Linked DNA regions of Homo sapiens: region 2 is linked to region 1. Evidence: chromatin contacts called from ENCODE Hi-C or POLR2A ChIA-PET data. All regions are on one chromosome and are shown on one strand. The core of a region is the stretch at or near the end of the contact, and the rest is flanking DNA. Distances in the headings are between cores, read along the strand shown. Region 1 has its middle 67 kb from the start of DIPK2B. Region 2 overlaps KDM6A (lysine demethylase 6A).

Region 1 (3,842 bases), core at 114-2,613:
GTATGCTGCTTCTTAGAGTCATGACTTATGTATTATTAGTCCATTTTCACTCTGCTGATAAAGACATACCTGAGACTGGGTAATTTATAAAGAAAAAGAGGTTTAATGGACTTACAGTTCCACGTGGCTGGAGAGGCCTCACAATCACGGCTGAAGGCAAAAGGCATGTCTTACATGGTGGCAGACAAGAGAATGAGAGCCAAATGAAAGGGGAAACGCCTTATAAAATCATCAGATCTCATGAGATTTATTCACTACCATGAGAACAGTATGGGGGAAACTGCCCCCATGATTCAATTATCTCCCACCAGGTCCCTCCCACAACACTTGGAAATTATGGGAGCTACAATTCAAGATGAAATTTGAGTGGAGACACAGCCTAACCATATCAACTTGTATGGGGAACTAGAGTTTATATCACCTTCGCGTATTCATAGAAAGGGAGGAGGGGGCAAGACTGATATATATAAAGTAATTTTTGTTTAGGTTGCATATGGACAATTTTTGCTTACTGTTCTATTAAGAGTAATTGTCCACACAGATGTCCACAATAGAGCTTTTCATGGATAGATGCATGAAAAATACATGTTGAATGCATGAAATGGGAGAGAAGGAGGAAAAAACAGAGGGAGAGAGAAATCCGACTTGCCATCACACCATCAGGACCAACAGGAGGAATCAAACAGAAGCAGGGACAACTCTAGGCTGAATGAAAGGGAACAAATGATGTCTGCTCATTGAACATGTAGCTCACTGTAGACGGAGCAACCAAGCAACATAACAGTGTTAGTGGGAGCTAGGAATGTGGCAGGATAGAGGAAAGGGGAGGGGAGAAAAATCGAGAGCTGTGTTCACAATAATTTCTTCCTCATCTATGGTTTAGAAAATCAGAAGAGCCAAGTCCTCTGAGAATAGGACACTGCACCCAATACAGAACTCAGCTGTGGTTTTGGGAGATATTCTGGCCCTTCATTAAAGCAATCTCAGCCTCCGACTAATTTCTTTGTCTTTTTTTAAGTTGCCATTTTTCCTCCCTGTTTGGCAGCAAATCTGTGGGATTAATGCCCACTCTGTTGTGCTCTGGAAACTGTTTCAGCCAGCTCTGTGATGCTCCTGAAGCAGCTGCCAGAAAGTTAAGAGGCCGAAATGCGGTTGGCAAAAGCTCCTGTAATTTTTACAAAATTATCTGTCTTCCCAGAAAGACTGTCTGATAACCGTTTCTGGTGGCTGAGGAGCCTGTGGCCTGTTAGAGCCAATCCTGCCACAAGATCAAGTCAAGCCGACCTCCCACCAACCTTGGGTGAACTCTGCAACAGGCCCCAGCAGGAAGCGGCCAAGCAAGGCCTCTGAGCCCAGAACACTGGCTCCATTCACAGGAGCGCCACGCTACAGCTGCCTGTCTCCCCACTGCAGAGGATAAGCCTGCATGGCAGATCCTGCTAGCCTTGTTTTGTGCTTTGTTGGGTTTATTGATGGCTTAATTTCCCACTTCCTACTCCTGTTCTTTCTTTTCTTCTCCTTTTAATTGAGGTATAAATTAGACACCATAACAGGTGTACTTCTTCAGTATATAGTCTGATGAATTTTTCATACACACACACGTACATATACATATATATACACACACACATATATACACACATGCACACACACATAATTAAGATATAGAACATTTCCATTCCTCAAGAAATGTCTTCCATGCAACTTCCCAATCAATACTGTGTCCCCTCTCATCTCCAACAGAGGTAACAGTAATTCTGGATTCTCGTGCTACGGATTAGTTTTGCCTGTTCTTGAACTTCACATAAATGGAATCATACAGTATGTACTCGTTTGGATCTAGCTTCTTTCACTTAGCATGTTTTTGAGGTTTATCCTCAAAACAAAGTATCTGTACTTTGTTCCTTTTTCTTGCTGAGTAGAATTCTGTCGTATGGAGATATCAGATATTGCTTATCTATTCAGCCATTCCAGAACATTTGGGTTGTTCCCAGTTTAGACCTATTATTGATCAATCAACAGACAAATGGATAAAGAAAATGTGGTACATATATACACAACAGAGTACTATTCAGCCATCAAAAAGAATGAGATCCTGTCATCTGCAACAACATGGGAGGAACTGGAGGTCATTATGCTAGGTCAAATAAGCCAGGCACAGAAAGACAAACATCGCATGTTCTCACTTAGTTGTGGGATCTAAAAATTAAAACAATTGAACTCGTGGAGACAGAGAGTAGAAGGATGGTTACCAGAGGTGGAGAAGGGTAGTGGTTTGGGGAGGGGAAGTGAGGATGTTTAATGGGTACAAAATACAGTTAGAATGAGAAAGACCTACTATTGATAACACAGCAGGGTAGCTATAGTCAACAATAATTTACTGTACATTTTAAAATAACTAAAAGCAAACTTGGATTGTTTGTAACACAAAGAAAAGATAAATGCTTGAGGTGATGGGTACCCCATTTACCCTGATGTGATTATTATGCATTGTATGCCTGTATCAAAATATCTCATGAACTCCACAAATATATACATCTACCCACGAAAATTAAAAATAAAAAAATGTTTAAAGAATTTAAAAAATGAGCTGTTACAAATGTTCTTGTAAAGGTCTTTGTGTGACTTATGCACACCGCTGTTTTACTGACGAATCCATTTCTCCAGGGGGAAAACCATGGCAGTTAAGTCTGAGTCCATCAAGAGCAACAGAACACTGGGGGCATGGTCTCATGTCCAGAGGTCCAGCTCATAGATAAATTTAGAGTGTCAAAGAAGCTGTCCTGATTTGTCCCAATCAAGTAAGCTGTCCAGTTCTTCTAACAGTCGAAAGGCATCTGGGTCTTGTGGCGGTAAAACGCGATGGCAATGGGAGCTGTGATTGGGCTCAAATTTTTAATTTTTAATTAAAATTTTGTGCTTGGCTGAGTTTCTTCAGCCTGTAGCCTGACAAGTCTAGTGTCAATGACTTGGACACCATGGGTGGAGTTTCAACCAACCTAATATAGTTTGGATATTTGTCCCCTCCAAATCTCGAAATTTGATGACTAGTGTTAGGGGTAGGGCCTGGTGGGAGGTGTTTGGGTCATAGGGGTGGATCCCTCAGGAAAGCCTTGGTACCATCCTTGTGGTAATGAATGAATTCTCACTCTATTAGTTCTCATAAGAGCTGGTTGTTAAAAAGAGCCTGGCACCTCCTCCCTTCTTCTCTCACTTCTTCCTCCCTCTCTTTTGCCATGTGATTCTCGTTCCCCTTAACCTTCCACCATGAGTGGAAGCTTCCTGAGGCCCTCACCAGATACAGATGCTGGTGCCATGCTTCTTGTACAGCCTACGGAACTGTGAGCCAAATAGACCTCTTTCCTTTCTAAATTACCCAGCCTCAGGCATTCCTTTATAACAACACAAAGGGACTAAGACAGAACGTCTTCATGGATGACCCTGTCTTATCCATTTGTCTCTTAGCTGTCCTATGGCACTCAAGAAGGGATCATTAATGATGGGTATGGAATAAAAACTACCGATTACTCCCCATGCCATGGAGACCAAGGAGATTGATTTAGTCTCCTTTGCAGAATTTCTGATGCTAAAGAGGGTACCCTGCATTCACTATAATTCCTGGATATTCAGCCTGCCCCCTATTTCTAGTCCCTAACAGTAATTTCACCTAACCTCTCATAGCAGATTTGTTGAGTATTTACTGTGTGCCAGGAACCATTCTGACTTTTGTTTATTTGCTTGTTTGTTTTTTGCCTGTATTTACTCCCCACATAAGCCCTTGAAGGTAAATATTATATTTTTTTCATGGGTGAGGAAACTGAGGCTTAGAGAAGGTATATATC
Region 2 (3,862 bases), core at 1,363-3,862, 56 kb after region 1:
ACTGTCAGTGGTAGGACATTTGAAGAAAAAACAACTTAGTGCAGACAAGTATTTGAGTAATACGTTTAATAAACTCATTTGTTTGGATGTATTATGTTCACTTTGTAAGAGAATTCACAAAGTTCTCATTATAGTGCTAGAGGATTTTTGTAATGCTTCAGTGCTGAAAGGGCTATATGGGTCTTTTAATAATAATAATCCTGATTATTTTTACATTTTTGTTTTTTAATTTCCTCCTTCAGATTTCTCTTACAGCCTAAGATTGGTAAGAAGAACACTAATGTTTCCTGCAGGAGTTGTCTATGAGATAGCACTAAAGAAAAAAATGAGAAGACCAAACCGGATTTTACAAGCATAAAATAAACTTGAGACTTAGTTTATCCTCTAAATCAGTAGTTCTCAACCAGGAGTGAATGTGCCCTTCAGGGGGTATATGACATGTCTGGAGATATTTTTGAGAAGCCAGAGATGCTAATAAATACCCTGCAAGGTGCAGGACAGTCCCCCCACAACAAAGAATTATCCAGTCCAAAATGTCAATAGTATCGAAGTTAAGAAACCCTGCTCTAAAAAAAGTATCCCAGAAATGAGACATTTCACTAGACAGTAATTCTATTTCCCCATGATGCTATTTACTTCATGAATCCATCAATTTGTTTAGATTTTACTAAAAGCAAACTGAGGGTGGGTGCGGTGGCTCACGCCTGTAATCCCAGCACTTTGGGAGGCCGAGGTAGGCGGATCACTTGAGGTCAGGAGTTCGAGACCAGCCTGGCCAACATGGTGAAACCCAGTTTCTACTAAAAATGCAAAAAAGTTAGCTGGGCGTGGTAGCACATGCCTGTAATCCCAGCTACTCAGGAGTCTGAGACAGGAGAATCGCTTGAACCTGGGAGGCAGAGGGTGCAGTGAGCCAAGATCGTGCCACTGCGCTCTAGCCTAGGCGACAGATGGAGACTCCGTCTCAAAATACACATACGTACGTACATACATACATACATACATACATACATACATACATACATATATACATACGAGACAACTGGAGAACACTTACAAAGTATTTTATGTAACATAAAATGATGAGATGCATATAAAAGTAATGTGTCCTTTCAAAACTCCAAAGTAAAATCATCTTTAAAATCCTAAAATAATCTTTAGGATACAAATACTTACTCTCAATGATTCCTGGAATGAGGAGGCCTGGTACTGTGCATATTTAGCAATTGTAGTATGAGATCTATTACTTTCACAATGCCAGATTTTCTTTGTTCCAGTGGGATCCCAGTTTTCATCTGCTGGCTGCAACAACTGTGTCCTCACTTCTACCATATGTTCATTGTTAGCTTCCACCAAAGTTTTAGTAGAGAAAAGTCCCAGGTCTTCATGAATACATAAATGTAGTTAAAAAATGAAAATTATATTTGGGATAATATTTTAAGTGCTTTTTTTTTTTAAAGGAAGAAGGTAAAGCATTTTACGGCACTGTATCCAGTTCCCATAAAAAACTAGGGCCTCTGCACAACCTGAGCTATGTGCCAAGTTTGCAGAACCATACGCTGAAGCCCTGAATCTAACTGCTATGTCATCCCATCCGAGAAAGAATTAAGTGTGAAAGGACTGAAATTTCACTTATTTATTTAATTTCTGCAGATGCCAGGAAATACTTATGGGGCTATAGTATTTATTAGTAGCATCAAATTTCACCTACATTTTATAATCAAATTTTTTCTATTAACCTAAATCACAATTATGTAAACGGACCAAAGTAATAGCTAAATTTAAAAACCTCCACCAAATTGTCAGTAACCAGTATCACCAACAATATATTCACATCATGGATTAAAGAAGTGATACACACACTCTCTCTCATTCTTAGTACTAAAAAAAAGTAAAATTAAAATACAAAAAAAGAAAAAAAAAGAAAAAAGAAAAAAAAGAAAAGTATCTGCCAGTGCTGGAAAAGTTAAAAGATAGCAAAACAAAGAGACAAACGTTTTCCTTTTTTAATTTAAGGCTTACCTAACTTAAGAGCTCCAGCAAGGCCACGTATTACTGTAACAGGGTTGTTCGGATTTGTACAAAATTGATGTAATGGAGGAAAGAAAGCATCACGTTTATTTTCCAACTGTAAAATTAAAATATGTGGTTAGATCTCAGGAAAACAGAGCTTTTATTTAAATATTATGCTCCAAATTAATATTCATTATTTTTCACAATTTAAATAACGCATTTTATGGGGTGATATTTCTATTTGACAGTATCTTATCACTGTGACTTTTGATTCTAGTTTTAATCAGATAGTAACCACATACATTTCTCCTTTCCATTTTATCATGACAAAAATATGTAGGAGAAATGAAACTGAAATTAAACTTCAAAATCAAAGTGTTTTAAATATTATTCAGTCTTAAAATGAAAAGACAATCTTGACACATGCTGCAACATGGATGAATCTTGAGGACATTATGTTAAGTGAAATAAGCCAGTCACAAAAAGACAAATATTGTATGGTTCCACTTACATGAGGTATCTAGAATAGTCAAATTTATAGAAACAGAAAGTAGAATGGTAGTTGCCAGGGGCTGGCAGGAGGGAGAAATGGGTAGTTGTTCAGTGTGTAGTTTCAGTTTGTCAAGATGAGAAAGTTCTGGAGATTGGTTGGACACCAATGTGAATATGCTTAACAGTACTGAACTGCACACTCAGAAATGGGTAAGATGGTAAATTTTATGCTATGTGTTTTTAAAAAATCACAATATAAGAGAGGAAAAGAAAAAAAATTATGCCTAAACAAATATTATCAAAGAAAGCAGACTGAAGAGGACCCATAAAAGATAAAAACTTAATTTTGCATTTTTTTTTCTCCTCAGAGCTCACTTTACAAGTTTTTTTACATGTCTATCCCAGTGCTTCCCTTACATAGTAAGGGATAAACAACAACTGGTTGGAGGAAGAATTAATATGATAATATTTGGCCTCTAGAGGGCAAGGGGGTTAAATCTATAAAACAAACTCTAGTACCATTTTATAGATGCAAGATCATTATACATATACTACCCTAACTTTATACTTACAAAATTTTAATTTGGGATAGAAGCAGGAAAATGAAAGGAAATAGGATAGGAAGATCTATTTGGAAGAAACAGAAATAGGAATTGTTTTGATTGAACTGCTAATGACTTCCTATATCAGATTCCTATATTTCTATAAAGTAAAACTAGTATCTAGTTTTAAATGTTTTAAATAACCTATTAAGTTTTTTTAGTCACATATATCTACTATCACACTTATGTTCTCAAACACTTATTTTGAAGGTAGTATCTTTTTTGGGGGGGTAGATGTATAAAACAGAATGAATGTTAAGGTCCACATAACTAAGTAGAATGTGGATTTAAAACCCAGTTTACTAAAAAAAGTTACACTTTTAGGTAGCTTTTTCCTAACGCTGCTCAAAATTAGGGCAATAAAAAATGTTTCTCATGATTCTAATATCATCACAGTTAATAGCTGAGAAGGTCCTTTAAAAATGCTATTACAAAATCTTCTTGAATATATCTTCCCCCCCGCCCCCAAACTATTTAATCTGCTGCCAATAATTGTAATGTTTCCTAAAGGGCATCCATGTAAATTTAAAGATTTTATGAAAGACAGGTAGTTGCAAACACTGTTTTATTTCTAGTCAGTCAATTCAGACTCACGTAAATACTAGGTGTAGGTGGATTCAACTTGTCCTTTGGCAAGGGAGGGTATGGTGAAGATGGTGGTCTTGGAGGTGGACATTTATCCAACAAAATGCTACTGTTAGATAAGCCATTTTTACCTAGATTCCTGGAAAAAAAAAAAAAGGGATAATCAGTTG

The links. Hi-C counts contacts between places; a loop is a spot of excess contacts on that map. ChIA-PET counts read pairs that join two places held with the same protein, here RNA polymerase II (POLR2A). Pooled maps may share reads with other maps.
Region 2: a loop to region 1 is called in a map of naive thymus-derived CD4-positive, alpha-beta T cell, with 4 times the contacts of the local background. The contact joins two enhancer-like sites. A Hi-C loop is called at or near these places in 3 of 168 maps with a recorded cell type or tissue (IMR-90, heart left ventricle and naive thymus-derived CD4-positive, alpha-beta T cell) and 4 of 50 pooled maps. POLR2A ChIA-PET finds 5 or more read pairs at or near these places in 3 of 52 experiments (A673, PC-9 and naive thymus-derived CD4-positive, alpha-beta T cell).

What each region holds. Positions count from the first base shown.
Region 1 is chrX:45,131,897-45,135,738 of GRCh38, reverse strand. No RefSeq gene overlaps it. Among named protein-coding and RNA genes, the nearest start is that of DIPK2B, 67 kb to the left of the region's middle. Within about 2 kb of position 1,363, at least 5 of the 41 ENCODE cell types and tissues checked have a DNase peak (open chromatin) inside an H3K27ac peak, as active enhancers do.
Region 2 is chrX:45,076,666-45,080,527 of GRCh38, reverse strand. It overlaps KDM6A (lysine demethylase 6A), which reads right to left. Exons shown (of 30, transcript NM_001291415.2): 19 at 3,702-3,831; 20 at 2,023-2,128; 21 at 1,177-1,382. Among named protein-coding and RNA genes, the nearest start is that of DIPK2B, 120 kb to the left of the region's middle. Within about 2 kb of position 2,612, at least 2 of the 41 ENCODE cell types and tissues checked have a DNase peak (open chromatin) inside an H3K27ac peak, as active enhancers do.